Linked DNA regions of Homo sapiens: region 1 is linked to region 2. A link is a contact called in ENCODE Hi-C data. All regions are on one chromosome and are shown on one strand. Each heading gives the region's core, a stretch centred on a gene start or an enhancer-like site at or near the end of the contact. The rest is flanking DNA. Distances are from core to core; before and after follow the strand shown.

The links. A loop is a pair of places that touch in the nucleus more often than their neighbours do. Pooled maps may share reads with other maps.
Region 1: a map of CD8-positive, alpha-beta T cell shows a loop between it and region 2 (6-fold over the local background). The contact joins the promoter of SPMIP4 here to the promoter of HYCC1 in region 2. A Hi-C loop is called at or near these places in 2 of 168 maps with a recorded cell type or tissue (CD8-positive, alpha-beta T cell and naive thymus-derived CD4-positive, alpha-beta T cell) and 8 of 50 pooled maps.

What each region holds. Positions count from the first base shown.
Region 1 is chr7:25,178,570-25,185,400 of GRCh38, reverse strand. It overlaps SPMIP4 (sperm microtubule inner protein 4), which reads left to right and starts at 5,047. Exons shown (of 10, transcript NM_138811.4): 1 at 5,047-5,739; 2 at 6,069-6,226. The coding sequence starts at 6,093. The region is part of intron 1 of LOC124901603 (a long non-coding RNA gene); the gene reads right to left. RefSeq lists silencers at 4,812-5,201, 5,262-5,541.
Region 2 is chr7:23,010,838-23,016,928 of GRCh38, reverse strand. HYCC1 (hyccin PI4KA lipid kinase complex subunit 1) reads left to right here and starts at 2,799. Exons shown (of 11, transcript NM_032581.4): 1 at 2,799-3,004. RefSeq lists enhancers at 2,469-2,648, 2,809-2,998, 3,416-4,097 and a silencer at 3,189-3,458.

The DNA of each region.
Region 1 (6,831 bases), core at 3,798-6,297, 2.2 Mb before region 2:
AAAGACCTGGGGAAGTGATAATTTTCTAAGTACCATATGACCCAGCAGTCAAATTTGAGCCAGAAAAATGAAAACTAATGTTCACACAAAAACTGTCCAGAAATGTGTACCACAGTGTTACTCATAATAATAATCACAAAACTGGAAACAACCTCATTTCTTCCCATGGATGAATAAAGAAATTGTGGAACATCTGTACCATGGAACACAAGTCAGCAGCGAAAAGGAAGGAACTACTGACCCCAGCCGCACCCTGGATGCATCCCCAGAGAGTTATGATGAGCAAGAAAAGCCAATCCCAAAGGGCTCCCTGTTGTATGATTCAGTTGACATGACATTCTGGAAATGTCAGGTTTATGGAAATGGAGAAGGAGTCCCCGGTGGCTGGGGTTACAGAGCGAGTGGTGAGGGAGGAGGCGATGAAGATGCTGGGTACTTACCGCATCTTCCCTCCCTGACTAGGTATCACCATGCCCTGAGTACAGAATGTGACACCACAGGATGCTCCCGGACTGTCCTCATCAGCTGGAGCCCCCGGGGGACAGCATGTCTTCCTGTCAGTTGCATCTAGAAGTGCCATGCCCACCCTCTCTATCGAATACACGTTTCATCCATATTTGTGTGTGTGGATCAGTGAAGAAGAAACTTAAGTAGTGGAACTTAATACATATGTGGAAAACATATTCTACATAACTTCACTCAACCAGGCAGTAGGGATAGCACATGGGGCCATCTGTATATAGGTCATAGTTCAAAGCATTGAATCATGACAGAGGAATAGAGACTGACCACTGAGTCTTCTGAGCAGAGGTTTAAGATTAGAGAGAAAAAGGCTACCCAGAAGGAACTCAAATTCATGGGACAAAATGTTAGAATATCCATGTAGGAAGATGCAAAGAAAGATAAAAGGAAAGATGCCAGGGAGGCCACAAGGACAAACAACTGCATGTAACCAAGGGCACATGGCCGGGTCACCTCGCTAAAGGGTCCTGATGATCATGTTTCTAAATAGAAGAACCTTACATTGCTTTTCAGACATTTCCAAGGGAATGATATCAGAAGCACAAGAGTCTTGGTTAGGTGACCATGGACCCCTACAGCAAGAGTGCTGGCCCCAGTCGAGCACTTACCTCACTGATTATGACTCTCCATGGCTCCATGTCCCCATAGATTGTAGGTGCTAGGACAACCCCTGATGCATTCTAGGTAACTGTTTACTAAATAGCACATTTTATAAATGTGTGCATCAACGTCACTTCAGTGTTCACTACTAAATGACCACCTAGTTCCTTAGCTACTCAAGGCAAAAAAAAAATTATTATTGTTTTTCACACAGTAAATTTTTTATTGGAGGAGGAGAACATCTAAAATCTACATTCTTAGAAAAATTTTAGTATGCAATACAATATTATGAATATTATAATCCTTGTGCTGCACATTACATTTCTAGGCTTATTCAATTGATCATAGTTGACATGACTACAACCATAAAGACTGTTGAGATTACAATGCTCTTTAAAAATAACCCTCTTCAAGAAAAAAATTGAAATGACACCCACAAAAAAGCTGATTGCGTTTTTATAATAAACAACTATGAAAGAAAGAAAATATGTTTTGAGAAGAATTTAAAGTACTGAACTTAGGTTAAATTATTTAGTACCAAAAAAGTATTAAAGTGTAATTTAACTCATTTGTAGTTTAAAGTCAGCAGAATATACATACTTTTAATTGTCATCCTACTAAGAAGATACATATACTGAAATCAACAAGGCTTTAAGTTTTTCAATTTTTAAAGATGCATATTTTAACGTTACTGAGACACTTTCCAACACATCTTCTAAGCAAGGCACCAGACTCCAAATTGTTTTTTCATGTAAAAAATATTCACTGGGCCGGGTGCATGACTCACGCCTGTAATCCCAGCACTTTGGGAGGCCAAAGCAGACGGATCACCTAAGGTCAGGAGTCTGAGACCAGCCTAGCCAATATGGCAAAACCCCGTCTCTACTAAAAATACAAAAAATTAGCCAGGCGTGGTGGCGAGCACTCGTAATCCCAACTACTTGGGAGGCTGAGGCAGGAGAATTGTTTGAACCGGGGAGGCGGAGGTTGCAGTGAGCCAAAATCACACCATTGTACTCCAGCCTGGGCAACAGAGACTCTGTTTCAAAAAGAAAAAAAAAATCATGTTCCTGGTCTCTTCATTCATTTTACTGGTCTCTATAACAGACTTAAAAGAAAGGTTATAGACTGTAATTCATGCTTTATGTTATTATCTACCTCCTACTTATTCTTTACCTGAAGGTGAAAGGTCTAACTGTGATTTGGAATTGTCATCAACCCACAGTATTCTAAGCATATATTATTTTCATTGCCAAATTTCATCTTCCCTGCTTGAAGGATTACTAGCAAAATGAGGTGGTGACAAGATCAACATGTGAGAAGTCAAAAGAAGGCAATCTGAGGCTACTGGCCCCCTGGCCATGTTATACCTAAGAAATTCGTCACTTGAGCATCCCTGGGTAGGAGGCTACTTTGTGTTGTTGAGATCACATCCTGGCTGAGATGGAGTGAGTTAAATCACAAAAGCTAAGAGTAACGAGTGTTGGTCAAACAAATAGACCCAATCCTGATATCCCTGAAAATTTCAGATGGAGAAGCATTTTCAAAGAAAACAATTGTTTTACAACGATCTGACAATGAATTTTTCTTGCCGGTACATTTTATTTGAAAAACGATAAAGATAAAAATAATTACATTTATCTGCCTTTTACACTCATCTGACCTAAAATAAAATTTCAAATCCCCTAGAACCTGGAGGCTATCACATGGCATATCCTGATCATTCAACCTGGAGTTGACACACTTTCTCCGGTGTCACTACCATCCATGTACATACATGGCTAGTGATGCATCTTCATCAGATGCCTCTGATTAAATCTATCATGCTCAGTTATTCCTCCCAGGAAGAATCAAGCCATGGGAAAATAGGACTAAGGTTGAGGATGAGAAAAAGGTGAAGTATAGAAAGTACTGGAAGACTGGGGACATGAAATGGGCTGGGGAGACAAGGAATTTAATGGGAGATCCTGAACACAGAGGAGCAGAAAAGGGGCAAAAGCTTACAATGAACTACCAGAAATTGGAGGGGAAATAAAGATGTCAAAGATAAAAGCCAGTTTCACCTAATACACAACTCTGTCTCCAGCAGGATCTATTCCTCTAGGCTTAGTGGGTGGTAACTACTGGAAGGTCGGCAGAGGTGCAGGAACTAAGAAATAAACCAAGACTACAAAATTACCACTGTGCCTACTTCAATACACCTTTCTTCCCCCACTCCAGGTAACACTCACATAGAAGGCACAGCACAAAATGAATGCCCACTGGTTGGTTAGTAGAAAGTTGTAAAGTAGGCAGAGAATAGCAAAGGCACCATCATACTGTTACCAAGCAAAGGAGGCTCGCTGCCCGAGGCACTAGAAGTCAATACTATAACACTGGGTTTTTGATAAAATAAAAACTTTTATTGCATGTCAACCAACAAAGAAATAGGAAGTCCAGCTCAAATCTGTCTCCCTGTGCTGGCTTTAGGACAATTATTTTATTAGAAATGGTTTTGAGTGTGGATTCTGGGATTAGCAGGTGCTTGGTGGAAGGAAAGAGGAAGTCTGGAAAGTCCTTGCGCATGTGCTCTTATTTCTTCATGCTACCTAAGGGTTCCACGTGCAAATTCAGTGAGGAGTTAGTATGAAACATGGCAGTAGAAATTCAGCTGTAAGGTCAGCAAGCTGGATCTGTGCAGACTCTAGTTGGCCTTATATGTTCCAGTGGATTTCAGCCAGTTTTATTAACCTACAAGCCCAGGCATTTCAGCATTTCAGCAATTTGTTTCTTTTATCTGCCATCCTGTAAACTCAAGAATTTCTATGACTGTTTTCTTTAACTCTTTGGCACACAGTTTCAACGCCCTTCTTCTCAGAGGTGGTCATTCTCACCCTCACCTTCTGGTTCCTGCAGGCTCATTTCTAGCCTCCCACACTGTATTAGTCTTTTCTCACAATGCTGTAAAGAACTGCCCAAGACTGGGTAATTTATAAACGAAGGAGGTTTAGTTGACTCACAATCTCACATGGCTGCGGAGGCCTCAGGAAACTTACAATCATGGCAGAAGGCCACGGAGAAGCAGTTACCTTCTCCACAAGGGGGCAGGAAGGAAAAGTGCTGGGAGAAGGGAGAAGAGCCTCTTATAAAACCATCAGATCTCGTGAGAATTCACTCGCTATTACGAGAACAGCATGGGGGAAACTGCCCCCATGATCCAATTACTTCCACCTGGTCTCTCCTTTGACAAGCGGGGATTATGGGTATTACAATTCAAGATGAGATTTGAGTGGGGACACAAAGCCTAACCATATCACACATATACACACAACCTAACCTCCTCACATCCCATTCCTTGATGGGGTGGCAGGTGGCGAGGGGGGGGTGACATCCCTTATTGTCAGCCATCACAGGAACTCATGACCCTGTAGGTGCAGATTCATGGCTCACATTTGTATCTTTTGGGGAAAACTGAGGTAATCAAGGTGGGGCTAGGCCCTGGGGACGAGGCAAGTAAAGGACTTTGCCATGTCCGCACCCACCAGGGAAGGAGCAGAGACTCTGTTAGGGCGCCATGCCAGGGGCTGCAGTTTCAGAATCCTGCAGACTCCACCCTCTATCTGGCCACACTGTCCCCAATTTTTGCGAGGTGACCTGGGGAGGGAGGACAGGTCGGATGCTCCGACCTCACCAGGGACTCCACTGGACCGGAGCTCTTCCTCCTCCGCCCAGTCCACATGAGAGAGCTCCCTGGCCGGCCCTGAGACAGCTCCAGACCTGGTAGCCCTGGAAAAAGAAACTGGTATCGCCATCGCCGCCGCCGCTAGAGGGCGCCTGGGGGCGGGGCGCGGGTGGGGCAAGGCGGGGTCCGACTGGAGGCAGGGCGGTGAGCCGAGAGGGGCGGGGCAAGGGACCGGGAGGCGGGGCCAGGGGTCGCAAGGCGGAAGAGCCCCTCTCGCCTCCGACCCGGCGCCTCGCACTCCGTTCACTCTCGGTTCCTCTTCGCATTCTTGCCAGTCCCGTAGCGCTGGGCTGGTTTCCTCCGAGGTCTCTAAGAGCCTCCTACTGCGCCCCGCTCGCCGCCCGGAAGCCCCCAGCCCCTCAAGGACGCATCACCTAATGCCGCGGTCACGGCCACCGTCACAAGCGCCCCCAGCCCCACCCCACCCCGGCCTGCCCGCCGTCCTTCTCCCGCCCCCGCCCCTGCCTGCCAGCTCCACCGGGCCGTAGGTGCGGACGACCTCAAAATTCCTCGGCCCGCGAAGGCCGCCAGCTGCGGGGAGGGGAGGGGAGGCGCGGTCCCGCAGCGCCCCCAGGCTCATGTCCCAGGTATGTCCAGACCCCCGAGGCACCGCTTGCAGGGCAGTGACAGCCCGTGAGGCTCGGCCTCGACCCCTGGCACCCTTGGTCCCAGCTACGCCGGCTCCTGGCCTTCCCCCAAGTCCGAGAGAGAGGTGGGATTCTCCCCGACGCAGTTGGAAACCGGGAATCCCCTTTAGGGTCCCGTTCGTGCTGCACTACTGACTCCACCATCTGCAAAGGGATTCTTGTCCAGAATCCCCGAAGGCTTTAGGACAGCGCTTATTTTGTTGAATGAAGAGTCTCTAATTTTCGGAAAGACCACAGGCTAAAAGTCAAGTGAGTTTTCTTGAATAGTTATAGTTAAATTTAAGGCAGGAATTGAATGTCAGTTGATGGCCACAAAGTAGCGGACTGGTACGAACCTACTGGATGATCATTCTGGTGACTACTTGGAGGCACCGTCCACTTTGTGGATTTGTTTCAGTTGAAATTTATTTCCATAGAACTTATTTAGGTCTCTATTTATTACTGATTTGACGGCTTTCAGTGCAGAGGGAAGCCTGTGACGTCTGTGCAGCGTCAGGTTGAACAATTTAGCAGTGTAAAATGTGTTTTCTGCCTGCCTTGACTCGACAAGCCAAATGTGCCCTCCTTTTCTTTTCCAGGTTGTGCCTTTTTAGCCAAGAAGCATGGAAGTCATTCACGGCAGGCCCTACTGTTGCAGGGAGCTTGAAGGAGCTGACATACTGTCCAACACCTTTTACTCTAATGAATTGCACAACCCCCTCCAGACGGTTACTCGCCCAACTGCCTCAGAGGACAGGTAAAACAAAAACTAGAAAAAGCAAACAAGAAAAAGCAGTTTTAATGTATTCGTGTATTTTATTATGTGAGGAAAAACATTTATTGTTCTGGGGCTCTTCTGTTTCTTGTTTGTTTGTTTGTTTGTTTGTTTTTGAGACGGTGTCTCGCTCTGTCGCCCAGGCTGGAGTGTAGTGGTGCGATCTCGGCTCACTGGGACCTCTGCCTCCCAGGTTCAGGTGATTCTCCTGCCTCACCCTCCAGAGTAGCTGGGATTACAGGCATGCACCACCATGCCCAGCTAATATTTTTGCATTTTTAGTAGAGACAGGGTTTCACTATGTTGGCCAGGCTGTTCTCAAACTCCTGACCTCAAATGATCCACCCACCTCGGCCTCCCAAAGTGCTGGGATTACAGGCGTGACCACTGCGCCGGGCCGGGGCTCTTCTGCTTATCATATAATAGGGAAGGCAAAACGTGGCAATTATCTGAACCTTCAAGTGTCTGTAAGGAACTCGAGAAGTAAGTGGCTGTCTACTATAAAAGCCACACATCAAATTCATCCACTACATTCTAAAATCTTAGAATGGTCCGTTCCTTCATTGGGAAATTAATATGTTGTAAGC
Region 2 (6,091 bases), core at 1,550-4,049:
TGCTTGCATCCTCCTCTGAAAACACAGCGGCTAATGCCTAGAAAATCATTTGAACAATGAATCGATTATGTACTGCCTTATGTAATCTCTCCACTGCTGCATTAAATAATTACTTTAATCTTTGCTTAACCTTTCATCTGTTTGTTATGCAGCTAACTATACTATAAGCAAGCTTCTAGCATTCATCTGTATCCTTGACAAGCCACGTGCCTTGTACAGTACAGGAAGTCAATAATATTTACCTGTCCCTTCCATCCTGACTTCCACAGGTTTGGTTCGAGATTCTCTCCTGGAATCTTGTCCTGGTCTTGGCTGGGCTTCCTGCCACCAGAAACTTTGGCTCTTCAAATCAGGTCAACACATTACTGGCACACATGGCCAATGGCCAGTAAAACTGATGGTGTGTGTGTGTGTGTGTGTGTGTGTGTGCATGCGCGTAGGTGTGCACTCTTTTGCCCACTCTTGTTTCTCTCTATCTTATGATCTGGCTGACTCGGTTTCTTTCCTTCCTTGGTCCCTCACTCTCCTACTCAATGGGACTTGACGGCAGAATTCAACGTCTCAGGTTTTGACTGCTTGTGTTCTCTAAGATGAATAACATGCTGCCTGGATCTTCCTCTCCCTATTTCTTTGAGTAAACACTTGTCCTGAACAGGCTCTGGCCAAGGGGACCTAAATTAAGTCAGTCTGATCTGTCAAGAATTTCCTCTCTACCCTGTTTTTTTTTCTTTGGATTCTCACCATTTAAAAGAAACCTGATTGCATTGTCCACATGATTAAAAGCTGTTGTCTGTCCCTCATTGCCTTAAGAAGAAAATCTAAACCTGAGCTATCCAATATGGGAGTTGTTAAAGTTAAAATTAAAAATTAATGCCAGACATGGTGGTTCACACCTGTAATCCCAGCACTTTGGGAGGCTGAGGTGGGTGGAGCACCTGAGGTCAGGAGTTCGAGACCAGCCTGGCCAACATGGTGAACCCCTGTCTCTACAAAAAATACAAAAATTAGCTGGGTGTGGTGGTGAGTTCATGTAACCCCAGCTACTCAGGAGGCTGAGGCAGGAGAATTGCTTGAACCTGGGAAGTGGAAGTGCAGTGAGGTAAGATCCCACCACTGTACTCCAGCCTGGGTGACAGAGGGAGACTCTGCCAAAAAAAAAAAAAATTAAAAATTGAGTTTCAGCCGTGTATGGTAGTTCATGTCTGTAATCCCAGCACTTTGGGAGGCTGAGGTGGGAGGATCACTTAAGCACTCTACCCCAGTTTGGGTGACAGAGTGAGACCTTGTCTCAAAAATAAATAAATAAATAAATAAATACATTGAGCTCTTCAGTCACACCACATTTCAAGTATTTGATAGCCACATGTGGCTAATGGCTACTATTTTGGACAACACAAATATAGAACATTTTCACCAGTGCAGAAAGCTCTGCTGGACAGTGCTTGTCTGAATATCTTAGTGTAGCTTGTGAGGTCTTTTACAATCTCACCTCAACCTTTTGCTCCAGCCCAATTTTTGGCCGTTCCTCATCATTTAACCCCATCTACCTTCTCAACATTCCACAATGGCTCTGTGCCCTTTCACAGCTCCATGCCTTTGAACATGGTGTTCTCCCTTTCTGAAATACCCTTTGACTTTCTTCTCTGGCAAACTCCCATTTACCTTTTAAGATCCAACTCAAACATTACCTTCCTTGTGGAGTTCGCTGACTTTCCTAAACAGTCATTTCTTGTCCTCTGTTTCCATTGCTCATTGAACCAATCTCTATTGTCCTTATCACTGTAGTTTGTTATTATTTACTCATTAATCTGATCCTCCCTTTGGAGGGGGATCCTATCTGTTTTAGCAATCTGCCCTAATAATTACCTGAAATTGTTTGCTTGATACCCTTTTGATATCAAGTAATATATCTTCTTATTTATGTGCTTGTTATTTATGAGTTCAGCATGTTTGAAAAGTTCACTTAGTGTTTCTGGAGAAATCCTGCCCATTTCTAGTGTAAAGCTAGAATGAACTTCCTGTCTTCTAGGGTGGAGGTCAGTTTTTCTTCTAATTAATCCTGACCAGTCTTGAGAAGGATGTGGTAGGAGAGGTTTACAAGGTCAAAAACAGCAGTACTGTCTGCAGGCGCAGGTTCAGGTGTTCTCGGGTTCCAGTTATTATACAAAACATTTAGTATATGTTCAGAGAAAAAGTAGGGAGGAATGATGGAAAAAATAAAAACAACCCCCATGGAAAGAAAACTGAGGCATCGTATTTGACTTTTTCCAGGCTAAGCCCAAAAGCAATGATGTAGTGAGGGGGAAGTTTGTATTTCCATTTTGCAAAAACGTAATTTTTTTTTCCTCCCGGGATTTGATAAGATTTTGATAAATTCTTGTGAATTTAATTACAGGGAAGTAAATCCTACTGACTAGTAAATTATCAATTTGTTTCTCTTTTCTCACAAAAGAGAAACAAATTGATACCCTTCACATCATCCGGTAAGGTTTATTTTTTTCTGAGAAGGCCATAAGCCCTAACGGCTCAGAATCTAAGAGACCTTCGCTGATTGTCATCGCCTAGCGGCCACCGCAAACCTTACAGTCAATCAACTTCCCTCGGACGCCCGGATCACGCCCATTGCTCAGACCACGCCCACTCAAGGCGCCTCATGGCTCCGCCCCAGGCCCAGCAGAAGAAGATTCTCATTGGTGGAGAAGTTGTTCTGATCCCGCCCCGGAGGACGGCGATAGGCTGAACTGGCGTGGGGCGGTGGTGGTTGGCTGCTTGAGGACGGGTCCCTGGTCGTGCCTGTCAGAGAGGCTGGCGGCAGTGGTGGCTCTCCCGGCTGGGTTGTCAGTCAGTGAGAGGAGGGGGAAGATGGCTCACCGGGACCCGTTCTGCTAGGAAGAAGGGGAGCAGGTGGTGCTGCTACTCGGGAGGAAGCAGAGCAGCCTCCGTCGCTGTCGCTGAGAGCCTCACGAGTCGAGGTCCTGCAGGTGGAGCTCCGGCAGCCGCCCTGGTGAGTCCAGCCGAGAGACCCACGCCGGGCCCCCAGGGCGTCCGGCAACGGATAACTTTTTTTTGTCAGGGAGGAGCCGGGGCGAGGCGGCGGCGAGGACAGGACCGGGACTTTGTCCCTGGGGCCGCGGCTCCACTGGGGGTAACGGCTCCCGCGCGAGGCGCCATGGGTGGGTGCGAGGCGGCGCGGGGCGCTGGGGGCGGCTGGCGGGCGGGTGGGCTGCGGCCGGCGCTGCTCGCCCCGAAGTTGGGCGCAGCCTGCCCGCTGCCTGGAGGGCGGCAGCTTTGTGCGCGCGACTCGGGTCTTTCCTTCCCGGCGAGGAGCAGTCCAGCCTCCTGCTGTGACCCGGGTGCCGCCGCCTCGGCCCCACCGGCCGCCCCTCTGCCGGGTGGGCCTGGGGCGGGAGCCCCCCGTCCCCTCCCTGCCGCGGCGGATGCTCTGGCCTCTGCCTCCTCTCCCACTCGCGCCCTCTACTTCGGCGAGGCCGCCACTGTCCGTCCGGTCTGGTGGCCACAATGGTCACTGTCGACCCCCCGCCCTCGCCCCCTGGAGAGCAGCGTTGGCCCGAGTCGGTCTTTGGTCCCCTGCAGGGCGGAGAGGTTCAGACAGCAGCCACGCTTCCTTCCTTGGTTATTTCGCTGAAGATCTCTTCTTGAGCCCTTGCCCCTTCTTTCTATGAGTTATTCCTCTCCTGAGGCTCATTTTAACATACTCGGGAATCCTCGGGGGTTTGGCTGAAAATGGTTGCATTAAAACACCCCCAAGTTTGTACGCTTCCCCGAAATTTGCTGTCTGCCCGTCAGCTTGCACATGTGTGCTTTGTGAGTTTAGACATTCCTGAAAGATTTTAATTTTGCCTAAGTGGTTTAGTACTGCACAGAATCTGCTCTCTGAGAAATACACTATCACAAGCCTGGCAGCCGCGGCGCTCTTCAGGTAGGGGGAATTTGTTCCACCGGCAGCTACTTCTTATCTCAGAGACTGCCCTACAGGCAGTAGGGCCAAGCTGACCTTTTGCAAATTATTTATCCTTGGATCACACAGTAGTTTTTGGAGCAGGTGGGCCACCTCTTTGGTTCATGTAACACTTTACAGTTTGAGGTTTTCAGCTTTCAAATCTTATTGCCATAAAGTCAGAAAGACTGGGAGGCTTGTTTTCCATGAAAACATTCTACTGCTAACATCCACAGGCACCCCACCTCCCCCGACATTTCCAAGTATTTTTTTTTCTTTAGGTGAATACATTTTAAGGTTTACAGGATGAATAGTAGTCTAAACCACCATATTTTTGAAGTGCAGGCAAAGACAAGGAAGGAAAAACATTTAAGATCTGCTTGGCCAATAGTGGCTTCAAAGTCAGCTATTCAAATAATCAGTTCAATCAAACCAAGTGGCAAGGGGGAAAAGCATCACATATTTAGGAAACAAATTCTGGATTTGGCTCGTTTATCCTTATTCGATTTATTGAAATTACCATGAGGGATTAGAAGGATTAGAAACCTTCTTAGTCATCGGCATTAGCAGTACCTGGATACAGACACCCGATAAGGCATTAGCTGGGTCAGCGTTTATCCTTGCTCTGCTTCCTTTCATTGTTGTATTTCTGTTTTATGAAATTTGCTCTGGGTTGTATTTTTTAGACTGGTGTCTTTGACGGTGAGTTTAAATATATGTACTGTTTTATTCAGCATCCTGTTGCCTAATATTTATTTTATAATGGATCTTAAGAAATTTTAAGAAATCTTAGTATTCAAGACCTATTTTGGGGTATCGTTTATATTTTATAAATGATTGAAATTATATCAAACATAAATTTATTTTTTCACTCTTCCAGGCTGAGTAGGTACTAGGGATACAGAAATGAATGTCATAGCTCTTGTCTTCAAGGAATTTACTATCTAACATACAAGATGTTAGTAACATTACAGTAAATTAACAATTATAATACTATGTAGTCAGTGGGAATAGAGATATGCCTAGTGTAGTAGGAGAGTTTAGAGTAGGAGATAGTTAACTTGCCTTGAGTGTAGGTGGAGTTGGGAGCACACAGCCAAGTTGTGAAGGATGATATGATTTTGCCAAGTGCAGGAGGTAAGTAACTTCCCAAGAGGAGGATATAGTAATTGAGAAGGCAAGGAGGCCTGAGAAACTGTGGCAATTTAGATAAGTCATTGACAATGACGAGTCAGTGTCAATTGACATTGGCAGTTGACAAAGTCAATAACATTGACATTGATATGGCTTGAATGCAGGGGTTAGTAGGAAATGGTGCCAGATGAAGATAGTGAGGGTGGTAGAGGGCCAGATCAGGGAATGGTATCCTTAGCTAAAGGGATTGGATTGAACGTGATAGATGAGAAGCCATTTATTGGATTTGTATTTTAGACCTTTACTGTGGCAGAGTGAGGGAAAAACTAACAAGTCCTAATCACCTATGAGAAGAAAGGAGGACTCAGGACTGTGAAGGTTTGACTTGGGGTTCTGTTGATGGAAATGAGGAACACAAAAATGGAAGGAAGATGATAAATTCTGTTTTGGCTATTTTGAATTTGAGGAAGCAGTGGAACTTCAGGCGAAGATATAGATAGATGTTTGTATCTGTGGATGTGAAAATCAGGATTAGAGAGATGATTGGGGGTTGAATTGAAGCTATATTGATTTAGTTGTGATGAAATGACTCAGGGAAAGCCTTTAGCCTGGTGAAAGTGGCAGCCAGAGAACAGACTCTCATAAATAGCAGAAGTAGGAAGAAGAATTGTCTGAAAGTTAGAGGAATAGTAGCTAGCAAGGTAGGAGGACCATCAGGAAAGATGCCAAGGGCGGGGAGATTTTCCAGTGGAGGAGGAACAGGTTAACAATTTTGAATGCTGTAAGGAGGTGTCAAGTTAGGAGAGGGCCCCAGTGACCACTGAATTTGTCAGGAGTCCATAGGTAACTTTAACAAGAACAGTTTTAACTGAGTGGTGGTTCAGAAACCAGGCTTCAGAAGATTGAGAAAGAATGGGTGTGATAAAGTAGACATGCTTAAGTGAGACTTTTCAAGAGAACTGAAATAAAGAAGGGAGAAAATGATAGCTATAGCTTTCA